Linked DNA regions of Homo sapiens: all the other regions are linked to region 3. Evidence: read pairs that join two places in POLR2A ChIA-PET (ENCODE). Cell type or tissue: CD4-positive, alpha-beta T cell. All regions are shown on one strand. Links, peaks and the distances in the headings refer to the core of each region. The heading gives the core; the rest is flanking DNA.

Region 1 (4,462 bases), core at 1,228-3,727, 110 kb before region 3:
TGGAATACAGAAACTGTGTTAATATGTGGGGGCAGAATTAAAGGAGGCACGTAAGTACTTTTAGAATAGCTAGATAGAGAAGGTAGTGGATTCTCCATCACTGGAAGCATTCAAGTAGAAATTAGACAACTACTTGGTAAGGTCATTGGTGCTGAGGGAAAGGGGAAAAGTAGAAGGTTAAAGCGTGGAAGTTGAATATGAATTAAATGAACTCTTAGCATTCTTCTAACTTAAGAATTCCAGGATTCTATATACTAATGTCCCTAATGTGGAAGTCCATTTTTATTTATTTATTTTTAGTACAATTGAAAAGTTATTGTCCTCCCCTGCCCCAGATCTTTAATACAGAAATGTAGATGATGGTGTAAAATCTTTACTAAAAAATATCAGTCTCTTACGTGGAGTAATTTCAACAGAGAGATGTTTCCTAACATGTTTTTACTATGTATGCTGTGTATTCATACTGAGGTATGTCTATTTTGATCTGAACAATTTCTATTGGAAAATAATCTATCTGATTAAAAAGTTACAGATCATATGAATTCAAACAATGTGTACGACGAGTTTTTCATTTATAAGGATTGTTTAAAGATGATTTGTTCATAATCACAAAATCATATAAAGCTAGAACCCTAGAAGGAAAATGTATGTATATCTTTTCTTCAATATCTCTTTGTATACATGTGAGTGACTAAACAAGTTTTCTAAGGAAATTTTTGAAAGTGTTCACCTTAGACTTGGAGCAAGAATAATAGATACATTTTACCTTTAAAAGGCATTGTCCTGCTAATATTATATGAAATAAGTAGATAGATGTCTGCTTTGTGCTAAAATACACTTTGCCAAAAGATGGAGTTGGCTATGTTGATATTCACCTAGTGAGTATCATAGCTCTAGGGGCAGGACAAGTTAGAACAAGTTCTTAGTTTAAGCAGCCAGATATATGGATTAGATTTTTCATAAGAAAATGCTAGAGAGAAATGATATGATTTAGGGTTAAACAATATGACAGTTTGTCTGGGTTGTGTTTCTATGGTTTTGACTCAACAATTCCTACCAGAGGAACGAATCTCCAGAACTTTGGAAACTTACCCACAGGATGAGGGGACAGAATGACCAGTCATGGTTCCCTGTGTACTCACCATGTGAATCAGACCTTTGCCCTATCTGGTTCTGCCTCCGGTATTTTGCTTGTTATTTTCAACGCTAACTACAGACAAGAGAAAAAACTCCCAAGCATGAACCCAGCATGCTACAAGAAAGCCAACAACCAAGTCTGCATTCTACTCATGAGCAGGCAAGATTAGTGTTAGAAGGACTGTTATTTTCCTTGGGGTTTTAGCTTACGGCAGTTCCCAAAGGGTGTGGGTGTGACCTAGATTATCACTTTGAAGTACGATATTTAAAATGATTATTTTTGAGAAGGAGGGATCTCTTCTTATTATAAGACCAAGATGGTATGTAATACCCTCCAAAATAACCCAGTTACAATGAGAGTTTTAAAAAGGTTAATATTATACACTAAAAGATCTCAAAATATTACATTATTTTTTGGCAGATTACTTTGGTTTTGTAATTGTAAAAGAGGAACACATCTTTCATAATGAAGTGTGATGTAAGGAAAAAAAGTGAGTCACACTAGCAGGTTTACCATTTAAAAAATAACTAACTGGAAATATTGAATAGACTGTATGATTTAGTTAATTTCTGAGAAGTCTTATTTTTAACATTTCAATTAGAAAAAATAGTTTGCAACTCAAGGATAGTATTTTATCTGAATTAAACCTCCTCTCAGTTACATATGCCTTTAAGTAGCCAAGGTAAACCATATCCCAGGACATGATGAACAGAGAGAAAAAAAAATGAAGAGTCACATTCAATAGGATAAATAAGTCAAATATGAAGCAGAAAAAAGGTGAAAGTACAAAAACATACAAGAACTGATGATATTTTGAAAGTCATTTATAAGGCAGCAATAAAATTATATGACAAAAAGCACAAGGTGTTCATTTTTAGTTTTAGAAGATGAAGCTATGTAGACAATGGAATAAATAATATGTAACTAGGAGTCTCATAAAAATACTATACAACTAAAAATCTGGAACAGGAGTTTGCAGGAAGGGCTAATGAGGGAGCAAGTGCCTGGTGCCTTTGAATTAACCAATATATAAGCCAACACAAACATACTAACAAAACTGTATTGAAAATAAACTTGAAAAGAAGGTAGCATCTAACCAATCAAATAGGGTGCTTTCTAAACCCTCAGAATGATAAACTACATTGTTGGATGCAAAATTAGCATTTGCCCAGTTTATTTAATTCAGTATACTCTCCTATTAGTTATATTTACTTACCTGAAGTTAAAAAAAAAAAAAGCCATGACATTGCAAAGGGAATGTTCTCTAAAAGAAATAGATTTTCCTCTCTAGAGAAGCCCACCCGGACTCCACACCTGAGTTACCTTGAGTTTGTGGGCTCAGGTCGGTAGCTCCAACTGATGCCCTGAGCAGCCACGTAGAACTGCCTTAGCTGTGCCGCTTCTGTCCCTTGGCTCCCCCAGCCTACCCAGCTGGTGCCCAAGACCACCAGGACCCAGAGGCGTGGGCAGCCTGGGAACATGCTTCCTTTCCTGCTCCCGCTGGCTGCCACCACCCCAGGACCTGGGCAGCGCTTGCCGAGCTGCTAACCACACTCCGGGCTGTCCCAGCTGCAATGAGCTCTAGAGGCTGTGGGTGGCAGCGTCCTCCTCCCCTGCAGTTCTTGCAAACGGCAGCAGCAGCCTCTGGCTCTCACTCCCTCCGCTTTTTCTGGGGCTTTTCCTGGCAGGGGTTTGGTGAGATCACAGCTCCCAGTGACCAGAGGTATTAGGGAGAGCAACCAAACTAGTGACTGTTTTACTGCAGGTGAAGAAGGGGCAGAGATCAGAGGCTCTAGCAGGCGGGACAATGCCCAGGGATTCATGAGCCGGACAAAGCTGTATCCCTCCATTTCCACCTGCCAACACCACGGAAGCAGTCGTCCGTTACCACTGACCTGAGGCCTGCCTGGGTCCAAGCTCACACTTGGAGAACCTTCTGTGCAGTGCAGTGGCACCCAACCACCTTAAGCAGATGGCTCCCCTTTTAATCTGAGGAAAAGAGTATTGTGCCCTGTTACTGGGCACTGAAACACTATTTTCAAGTGGTGAAGAAGCAGGGAACAAACACATGGACAAGGCCTACTGCTCTGAATCGCCTTCCTGGCCTCTATCAAGGCACAGTTCTGCCTTGATAAGGGCCTGTCGCCAGCTAAGCTGCAGCATAGCAGCGGGCTTGAAGAGCTTGGCTGAAAAAAATCAGTTGTCCAGATTTCAGTTTCACTTACTAGCTGTGTTGTCTTGGGCAAGTTACTGTACCTCTCTGTTCAGTTTTGACATCTGTGAAATAAGGATGACAATAATAATTTTTCCTGATAGGGTATGTTGGGAGGATAAAATGCTACTGTAAACTATAGTTCCAGCACTTAACACACAGAGGCTAGGCGCAGTGGCTCACGCCTGTAATCCCAGTACTTTGGGAGGCCAAGGCGGGTGAATCACCTGAGGTCAGGAGTTCAAGACCAGCCTGGCCAACATGGTGAAACCCTTCTCTACTAAAAATATAAAAAATTAGCCGGGCGTTGTGGTGGACACCTGTAATCCCACCTACTCGAGAGATTGAGGCAAGAGAATTGCTTGAACCTGGAAGGTGGAGTTTGCAGTGAGCTGATATCATGCCATTTTACTCCAGCCTGGGCAACGAGAGCAAAACTCCATCAAAAAAAAAAAAGAAAGAAAGAAAAAGAAAGAAAGAGAAAAAGAGAGAAAGAAGGAATCACAAATTTATTATTATGATCATATTTTCCTGTCTCCAGGACCCCTTGTATTCTTGTTTTTCTTGAAGGATCTGACTGTTTCACAGCACCTTAAATCTTACTTTGCTATTGATAGAGAATCTGCGAATTATATTGTCTGAGGCATCATAATGACTTGTCCTGGGTTCCCTGTATCTGCATGGCTCCAGGTTTCTGTCTTATGCTTTATGCATTCAGTACATTCAATAAATTGTAATCTGGCACCTCACATGAGGTCTCTGTTAATGATATCAGGCTCATCAACAGCCTCTTCCTCCCTCCCCACTCCCCCCAATATTCTGTCTTTTCTCCTGTGCTGATATTATTGCACCAACTTAGAATGCCCATTTTCTTCCTCTTTGCTGGGCCATTCTTTACAGTCCAGAGTTCTGCCTATCTCCCAGATTCTGGGCTCAAATTGGCTTTTCCATTTTATGAACTATTACAACACTATTCAAATTATATAATCATGTTAATTACCTTTTGTTATTCCATGCAGGTATCTATTGTCTCCCTAACTGAACAGTTGCTTACACTTCTTTATCTACAATATTATCAGTGTCTCCCAAAGTTGGCAGACCATCAGAATTCC
Region 2 (4,462 bases), core at 1,228-3,727, 99 kb before region 3:
TCATTATGAGTCTCACACTCTAACAGAGTTGATGAATAAATGACTGCTACATGAAGAAATGAGTGAAGTCAGGAAGCATAACACCTTTCTAATTAGCTTTAGTGATAGCCTAGGGTACTTAGACCAGAGGCCCCAAATGCAAAACTGCAAAGTAGCCTCATTTGAATTTTGGGAGAGAGCTTTTGAAAAATTCAGATTTCCACACCCACTACCAAGTCTCCCCATAGAAGGATCTATATTTTTAGGAAGTTCCCTAGGTGATTCTAATGGACAATCAGTTCTCAAGATCACTTATCTTGGCTTTATTTTCTTTTAATGCAAATGTTTTCCAACATGAACTACTGAAGTTGTGGTTTTTGCCTCCCCACCCTAAATTACATAAATCAATTTCTTTTGATTTATGTAACCAAGATGCAAAGAGAAGACTCTTTCCTATTTACCTTTTTGTCTGAAACGCTTTCTTAGCAAAGCCAGGAGCGTCCCACCCATTATCAGACCTATCGTAGAAGCCACCGCTCCACCAAAGTAAGTCAGGGCTTCCTGGATAGTCAATGGTCCTGCTACAAAACAAACACACACACATGCAAGACATAAGAAGTGTATTATGCAAAAGACTAGTCTTTCTCTCCCAGAAAGTTTTCAAGAACTCTAAGATGTGCGATCAAGTAGGATCACCAAAGGTCCTGGGAATGCTGACAAGCTAACATGAAAGAAGATCTGGAATTCATAAATCCACTGCAACAGAATGGGAAGTGGGGCCTTATTTTATTCCTAAGGCTTAAATATAGACTGTAATTTCCAAAGGAATCAGGGTGAGGACCCAATAAAAGAAATTAAATTGTAGACACAAGAAGCCTATACATGTAAGTATGGGCAAATAAAATAAAAGTGGGGCCTTAATTTATTCCTAAGACTTAAATATAAACTGTAATTTCCAAAAGAATTAGGGTAAGGTCCCAATAAAAGAAATTAAATTGTAGACATAAGAAGCCTATACATGTAAGTTTAGGCAAATAAAATAAACTGTGCATAATTTTTTGGCAAAGATTCAGTTATGTAACAAAAGGCAGTCAGGACAAGCTATGAGGGGAAAAAATAGGGGGCTGAAATATACCTTGCAAACAGATGGAATTTAATTAAGGAAGATCTGCTAGGAGGTTTTTAGAGTTAGGTGGTAAGCAAAGGTCTTCTGAGATAATAAATTAGAAATCTGCATGAAATAACTCCCAGTTTAAAACATTTTGAAACTTCAAGGTCTGTTAAACAGAGATTATAACGAAGCAAAAGGTTTCATTTCACAAACTGAACACTGAAGAGGAGGGGTGATTACCTACACAGTCACTGGGTTTAATTTCCACTACTTTATAAGGCAAGGAGATTCTGCCTGATTCATTGTGAAACACTTATTAAGCAGGGGGAAACCCGGGGATGGAAAGCAAGACCACTATGAGAAAGACACAGGGAAGAAACACTGATTTTGTTATTTTCCACATCAAAGTGACTTCTTAACCCACATGAAAATTGTACCTTGGCAGGTTGGCACGGTAGTTGACCAGTGGCCATTCTCTTGGCATGCTGTTTGTGCAGAGCCATTAAGTAACTGGCCCTCTAGACAATGGAAAGAGCAGATTGATCCATAACTGAAGTTTCCCCAGAGGTTGGAGCAGTTCATCGCTATTGGCTTATTAACATGTAGTTCTGAGCATTTCACAGCTGCAGAAAAGAAATAATGCAAGAGAAACAACATGTGGATTGGAGGTGAAAGAGATTATAGTTTCTTTTGTAACCTAACATTGCCAATAAATGAGGCAGAATGTAAAAGGTCAGAAAGGATATGAGCCACTTCCAATATTCACAGTAGCTCTTCTAACAGCACATATATGAAAATATTCTCTCGAAGGGTGATATCCAAAGAACCAAGATGCAAAGATGGACACATAGTAGCATCCGACAAATACCTGCTAATGCATTGATAAATCTTGCCTCCAAATATACTATTTACAAAATTTTGGTTCTTAAAATACTGTTAGTCTAAATGTTATTACTACATTTGTGATCAACTGGCATGTCAGTATGTGTTTATTGAAATACTTAATAAGTGTTCAGCATATCTGGACACTGGAAGTTTGAAAGAAGTAGACTGTCATCCTCCTTAAACTACATTTTCAGGGAACTTCAGGGTTATTCTTTCTAATTTATGGATAGGAAATTAAAGGTCAAGAAATTAGATTTAATTCAAATAAATGTTATTTATCAGTAGTGACATTTGCAAAGCACTGTGCTATGTTTTGTGGGGGATACAAAAATGAAAGAAACATAGGTCTCAATGCTTTATGTGTAGGGCGATAGCTCTTCAGGAAATATCATGTATGGCTTAACTTTTTATTTAGGTTCAAATTATTATGAAAATATGGAATGTTTATACTGTCACATAATATGCAACTTCTAGTTTACCAATTTCTATAGCAGGTTTTACATTTAATATGTCTATTTTTCTAACACATCTTGGACATCTGCAAATGTTTCTTCCTTTAAGTCTCTGAGTACTTGTGTATTAGCTTTAGCTTGTGACATGAGGAAGGACAGAAGTGAAATGCCTGTGACACATTACTTCTAATGGGATTGGTGTGGATTTCATAAGGGAGATGACACTTGGAGTAGTGGTTGTGGTTGGGTGAGACTTCAACATACAGGCACAATGGCTAGCTTGAGTACTTGCAGGAAGGCAGGTTCAGAACTGCCTGCTCCTTTTCACCTTACCTCTGCATGCTGGAGTTACTGCTGTCCATTGTCCTGAAGGTCTGCAGCTGAGAGTGCTGTCTCCTATGAGTGTGAATCCAGCGTTGCAGCCAAAGTAACAAGTGGTATTAAAACCAAAGGTTCCCGGATGATGCCTACAGTACATGGTTCCCTGCCCAGGAGTGGTGAGGGCTGGACATTGCACCCCTGGAGTAGGAAGTGATGCTATGCCTGTTGTGAGAAAATGTTTCCATTCAGAGACCTCCCAATTAAAAGAAGCGTTAACAGAGTTAAGGCTAATCTGGAATAACTGCTTTTCACTCCCTTCATAACAAGGGAGGCTCCTGCAAGAGCTATTTAAGGAAGTTAAGAAAAACTATCAGTGTCAGAGATAGAAAACCAGATGAGGAAAATTATTAAAAATCATCCTTGAGGAGATGATTCTCCTGGCCAAGAGAAGAAATCAGAGGAGTCATTGTTGTTGCTATTTTAAAAAGAAGCAAGAAATGGTACAGAAATATAAGAAATTCAGCAGAAAGCCAAATATACATGGGCCAACTGCCTGCCCAACCCTGCCTTATTGGGAAATGGTACTGTTCTCTGACTAAAGGTCAATGTGAAAGTTGAAATTTACTGCAATGATTGCTTTCTGTCTCAAACTATTTCTTCCATTTGAATGATCCCACCAGCTTTGTCATTAACTTGCCATGTGGCAGGAAGATGATGATTGACCTCTCTGCACCTCAATTCCTAGATTTGAAAAACTGGACCAGTGACTCTACCCCAGTATTGTCTGTTTCTCTCAGCAATAAATTAATGGAGACCATTCCGTTCACTCAACAAAGCTCTTTCAAAAAAAGAAGCCATGAAACAAAATTCCTGCTTAAGAATCAATATACCTTTTATTCACAAACATAAAAATATCCTGTCACTCCTTAGACATTTTAAAATCCTTCAGCTGTTTGCTAAACCCAAATAATGGTAATATATACAATTATCTAGTTCACATATAAGAACTAGATAATTGTTTGTTGTTGTAGAATAAATTTCCAAAAGTAGAACTGTCTTAGCAAGTACATATTATTACCTTTGCAGGTTGGTGGAGTAGCTGACCATCTTCCAGAAGTTGTGCATTCCACATTATTGGGCCCCTCCAGCTTAAAGCCGTTGTCACAAGAGAAATGGCAGGTGGAGCCAACATTGAATTCTCCACGAGTGTCAGAACAATCCAGGCTGCCCTGCTCTGGGGCAAAGAGTTCTGGGCACTTGATGGCTAGAGTATCAAATTAAGAGTGTCACAATCTCCAAGTTTATTCAGAAGTTCTGTGTTACACAAAGTTCATTCACTTATATATTCAAAAAATATTTATTAAGCACCTATATTCCAGGTATTTTGCTAGGCAGCAGCATTCCACAACATATCATGTAGGTCATTTGCTGCAAAGGGCAGTGGGAGGATGGTAAGCTTACAGAGAAGAGTATAGGTACAAGTCACGAAGACAAAGAAGTCAAAGATTTAGGCAGCCATACTCAAGAACTTACAATGTCACCCTATTTTCTCTACACCCTCTGCTTCAGAGACCTCGTAGCCTGCCGCAGCTCCCTCTATCTTACTTGAATGGGTGCAATCCAGGATTTCATTTCCGCCCTTCCTCTTGCCTGAGACTACTTGCTCCCATATATCATGCCATCTTCTCAAATTCAACACACCTAAAACTGCAAT
Region 3 (4,462 bases), core at 1,055-3,554:
TGCAGACTCTGATTCAGTAGGTCTGAGTGGAGCCTGAGATTCTGCACCCCTAACAAGCTCTTTAGTGATGCTTATGCCACTGGCGCACAGACCCCACTTGGAGAAATTTTTGTGGTGCATACGGTCTTTGTCTCCAGATCTAATGAGTCTGAAGGACAGTGTAGATTGATTTTTTAAATTTATGTTTATTTTAATTTAATTTAATTTAATTTATTTATTTATTTATTTTTGAGATGGAGTCTCACTCTGTTGCCCAGTCCGGAGTGCAGTGGCACGGAGGCAGCTCATGCAACCACGGCCTCCTGGGTTCAAGCGATTCTTCCGCCTCAACTTCCTGAGTAGCTGGGAATACAGGCACGTGCCAGCACACCCAGCTAATTTTTGTATTTTTAGTAGAGATGGGGTTTCACCACATTGGCCAAGCTAATCTCAAACTCCTGACCTCATGATCCACCTGCCACGGCCTCCGAAAGTGCTGGGATTACAGGCGTGAGCCACCGAGCCCAGCTGTAGATTGATTTTGAGCAGTGGAAAGTCAAGGAATTAGAAGGCATGCTTAAATGGAAAGTGAAATTGGAGAAAATTTAAACTCATGAAATAGTGGTGGTTATAAACTCGTGATAAATTATATCCTGGGATATAATTTAATGAGATGGTAACACATTTAGTTTAAAGAAATAAGTGACACTTTTTTTGTGTGACACAACTGTCTTATTCTTGGAAAGGACAAGGAGAGAATGAAATATGGTATGTCTTCACAGCACCTTTCAAAGGGAGAACCAGATTCTGAGGAGCTGGTCTCATGATGAACTGTCAGGGTAAACCACAGTTCAGCAGCTGCAAATGTGCTTGCCAAAATAGAGACAAAAAAATGTTTCTGAAAACAAAATTTCACATATGCCCTCCTCTGAGGTTGGCATCATATCTTCCTGTGTATCTTGGGTGTAGCTTCTATCCTGCCAGAATTTAGACAGTAGAAACCAAATGAGGTGATAAACAGAGTCATTTTGCAGAAGAGTCAAAATAACCCAGCAAGAAATGAAACCACAAATGCCCAAGGAGTCATTCATTCACCATTCAAAAGCTAATAGAAATGAACACAAACTACTATGAAAATTCACCCAAGAACTTAAAAAAAAAAAAAAAGGCTCATGGTGTTTAGTGTGATAGTATTCATTTTACCTTTGACTTGTTCTAAAAACACACCATACTTCTACCCCACCCTTCCTCAGTGCCGTCACACAATGGTTTCAGTGTGAAAAAAAAAACCACGTTACTGGAAAAGGAGGGTGCCTGGGACTTGCCACTCTAAGCTGGTAGTCAAGGGTCTTGAGTTCTAAAAGCATACGCGTTAAGAGCATGATTCCTGGATCCAAATGAGTATGGATCTCAGCATTGCCATTTATTGTGACCTCAGGCTATTTTATTTCTCTGTGCCTGTTTCTTTATCAGTAATGAAGATGTTCATAGACCCTTCTCCCACAGACTTAAAGGCATATTTCATGATTTAAGACATGTAAACCATTCATAACAGTATACAACATGGAATTAATATTTGATAAAGGTTTATGATTATTGTAACTAACTCTGTCACTTGCTCAAGGCCTATAGAAAACTTACTTAATTAGTTCAACTACAAAAAGAGTTTGAATGTGATATCCACCAAGATCATATTCAGACCTAGAATTCTGTGATTCTTATGAATTAATACAGCCTTGGTCAATAAATGAGAGCTGGGCAAATAATTCTTCTTTGCTAGGCCTTTCTAGACCATCTGGTGAAGCATTCAAGACTTATGTTATTGGGGCCAGCCTTCCTTTCCAACTTCAACTCCACAACTCCTCAATAAGCCATGGGCTCAAGAAAGTTCTGCTCAGTGGCCCCTGAAAAATGCTTTCATAGTCTCACTACCATACCACTGCTTACACAATTTCCTTCCTACAGACTGCCTTCCTTTCCTGCTTTTCTCCATATACCTAAATCCTATCTATTCTTCATAAGCAACCTTCTTTATAACATTTTCTATAACCACCAAGCCAAATGACCTTTTCCTTCTTAAATATAGCACCCATTGGCCATTACCATGCTCTGCCTTGTATTTTTCTGATTTTTTTCTTTCTATATTCCTGTCTTAACTCCCCAGCTAGGTAATAATTTTCCTGAAATCAGGGACCAGGCTGACTCCTCTTGCTGTCTCAAGAAAGCTTAGCAGTTTCCAACACAAAAATGTTCAATAAACAACTATTAATTGACTGATTATAAAAAATCAGTGAACCATTAAACTTAATATAGCAATTTGCTTAGCATGGTAATTAGCTTTTTGCTAATATTCTTCCAGCCAGTCTCTCCTCCTGTGCCTCAAGGACATCTTAAAAAAAAAAAATCTAGTTGATCTGCTTCCATCTAGTGGCAATTAAAACAGGTGGTTCCGGTAGCCAGAAAACAGCTCTGGGTAGATTGTGCCAGAAAATACTTTCACTCAGTAGGTGCGAGTTTGAAAGAAATCTTCACATCTGTGGGTTTCCTGCCACAGACATAGGGAGACCAGCCCAGAGAAAGAAGCCTTTCCTCACTAGACTCCATTTGCACTAGTAAAGAGAAGACAGAGTAATTAAAAAGAATAAAAAGAACCTCCACTGATCGTACATCCTCATCCAGTTACCCCTGCCCCACTTCTCCTTCACAGCCAAACATTTTAAAAGAGATGACTGCTTGTTCTGTCTCTACTTTCTCATCCTCAGTAATGCTCAATGCTTGGCCGTCTGACCTCTGTCTTGATGTCTGCACTGCAAATAGTCTCCCCACTGACACCCTTGTTGCATCCAGGGGATACTTACTGGTTCTCTTGGCAATGTTTGAAACCGTTCCCCTTTCTTTGTTTCCTTGGCATTCATTACCCCACACTCTTTCTCCTCTTCCTTCTCCCTGCCTGGCAACATCTTTTCATTTCTCTTTCCCTTAGGTGACTTATTAGATAATGATGTTCCTCTGGCTCCCATACTCTCTCCCAGGTCCTCTTCCATTCTTAAAGCACTCACACCCTCCCTGGATGATAGTACCCACTCCTGAGATGGCAGTTACCTCCTGAAATGTGAGGGACCCAAATCCACTTCTCCTGCCATAGCCTCTGTGCTTTGGATAGGTCCAATGAGCCACAGTGAATGATGTGCATACACCCAAAGCTCAGTACAAAACTGAACCCATGATCTTTACCTCCAAAACCTCTCATTCTTTTATGTTCCCTTCTCAGAAGTAAACAGGACTACCATCCGCCAGTTTCCAGGTGAGAAAGATGATAATTTGATTCTTCTCTCTCACTTTTAGCCAATTAACAGACACATTCAGTTAATATCACCTCCTCTTATTTCATGAACCCATTCTTACTACTAGTTCCCTAGACAGGCGCCATCGGTTTTAATCTAATAACTGCAAATGCCTCCAAAACAAGTCTCTTTGAATCCAGGCTCACCTGTCTCCCACACTTGCCATACTGCTCTGCAGGGTGACCTTATAAGATGCCAGAGGTAAGGCTACTCACTGTTTAAACCCCTTTAGTGATATCCCAAAAGACCTCAAGATAAAGCCCATATCACATGGCTTATACATTAGTTTATGATCTGGCTTCTGGTGCCTCATTTTTCCCCACTTTTTCCTTTGCATTCTAAGCAATGGCCCATACTAAGTTTGTGATTGGTAGGATGGTTGCCCAAACCAGCATCCAATCCCTTCAGAAATCATCTCACTTCATTTCTAGCATTTTAAAGGAAGCTCAGTTGTCCAGCTGGGTACTGAATATGTCACCAAAGTCCTCCTTTCATAGTTTATTTTACTTAAACTCTCCTTCCTAAAATTCCAGAGCAAGTCACTAAACCCTAGATACTGAGAAATATTTTTCCATCTTCATTTCTGCCAGGTGGGCCATCAACTTTCACATGTCTGCATCTCCTCCCACTGTGCTATTTCTCCAGTAGAAGAAATTTGAGCTTCAAGACCAAACTGAAAAATACTTGCCTCCTTGGGGAAGCTGTAGGTAGAATTCATGCTCCCTATCTTTCCCACATTTCTGAAGGACAATGCCTGTTAGAGCAATTGAATGCAAATAGTCAATTGAATAAGCATTTATTCATTTCTCAATAAGTGCTTGTTCAATTGAATATTTCTTAAATAATATATTTAAGAACAAGAAGAACACACCACAATGTTTTTAACCCTCAGAAAAAATTCTGAGGTAATCAGAAAAATCTCCCTTTACATAAACTGCCCTTTTCTAATAGGGATTACTTGTTCGTTCATTCATTCATTCAGCTCCACTAGCACCAAAAAGCACAGCTCTGAAAGGAAGCTAGTAGATTTATCACCTTATCTGGTCATTTGGATGAGGACCCCAGGTAAATAAACTACTATGGGGTTAATGTGTCTAGCTAGAGCAGGAAGTAACTTAAGGAAGTAGAGAATGAATCAG

The links. ChIA-PET counts read pairs that join two places held together with the same protein. Peaks named below come from ENCODE experiments on the same cell type or tissue, not always from the same donor. Only the 100,000 strongest peaks of a DNase experiment are listed, where the experiment ranks them.
Region 1: POLR2A ChIA-PET joins it to region 3 with 11 read pairs; 6 of 35 experiments call an interaction of 5 or more read pairs at or near these places.
Region 2: POLR2A ChIA-PET joins it to region 3 with 10 read pairs; 12 of 35 experiments call an interaction of 5 or more read pairs at or near these places.

What each region holds. Positions count from the first base shown.
Region 1 is chr1:169,583,768-169,588,229 of GRCh38, forward strand. It overlaps F5 (coagulation factor V), which reads right to left and starts at 2,714. Exons shown (of 25, transcript NM_000130.5): 1 at 2,462-2,714. The coding sequence starts at 2,619. RefSeq lists enhancers at 2,188-2,689, 2,690-3,189. In CD4-positive, alpha-beta T cell, for the core only: a CTCF peak has its summit at 2,733; a DNase peak (open chromatin) is centred at 2,734; H3K4me3 peaks cover 2,010 bases.
Region 2 is chr1:169,593,165-169,597,626 of GRCh38, forward strand. SELP (selectin P) reads right to left here. Exons shown (of 17, transcript NM_003005.4): 11 at 3,827-4,012; 12 at 2,761-2,970; 13 at 1,528-1,713; 14 at 441-560. Among named protein-coding and RNA genes, the nearest start is that of F5, 8.9 kb to the left of the region's middle. In CD4-positive, alpha-beta T cell, for the core only: no CTCF peak of the experiment used is centred there; a DNase peak (open chromatin) is centred at 2,787.
Region 3 is chr1:169,692,037-169,696,498 of GRCh38, forward strand. All of the region lies in intron 8 of SELL (selectin L), which reads right to left. Among named protein-coding and RNA genes, the nearest start is that of SELL, 17 kb to the right of the region's middle. In CD4-positive, alpha-beta T cell, for the core only: CTCF peaks have their summits at 2,408 (motif pointing left) and 2,611; DNase peaks (open chromatin) are centred at 1,235 and 2,465; H3K4me3 peaks cover 741 bases; H3K27ac peaks cover 2,500 bases.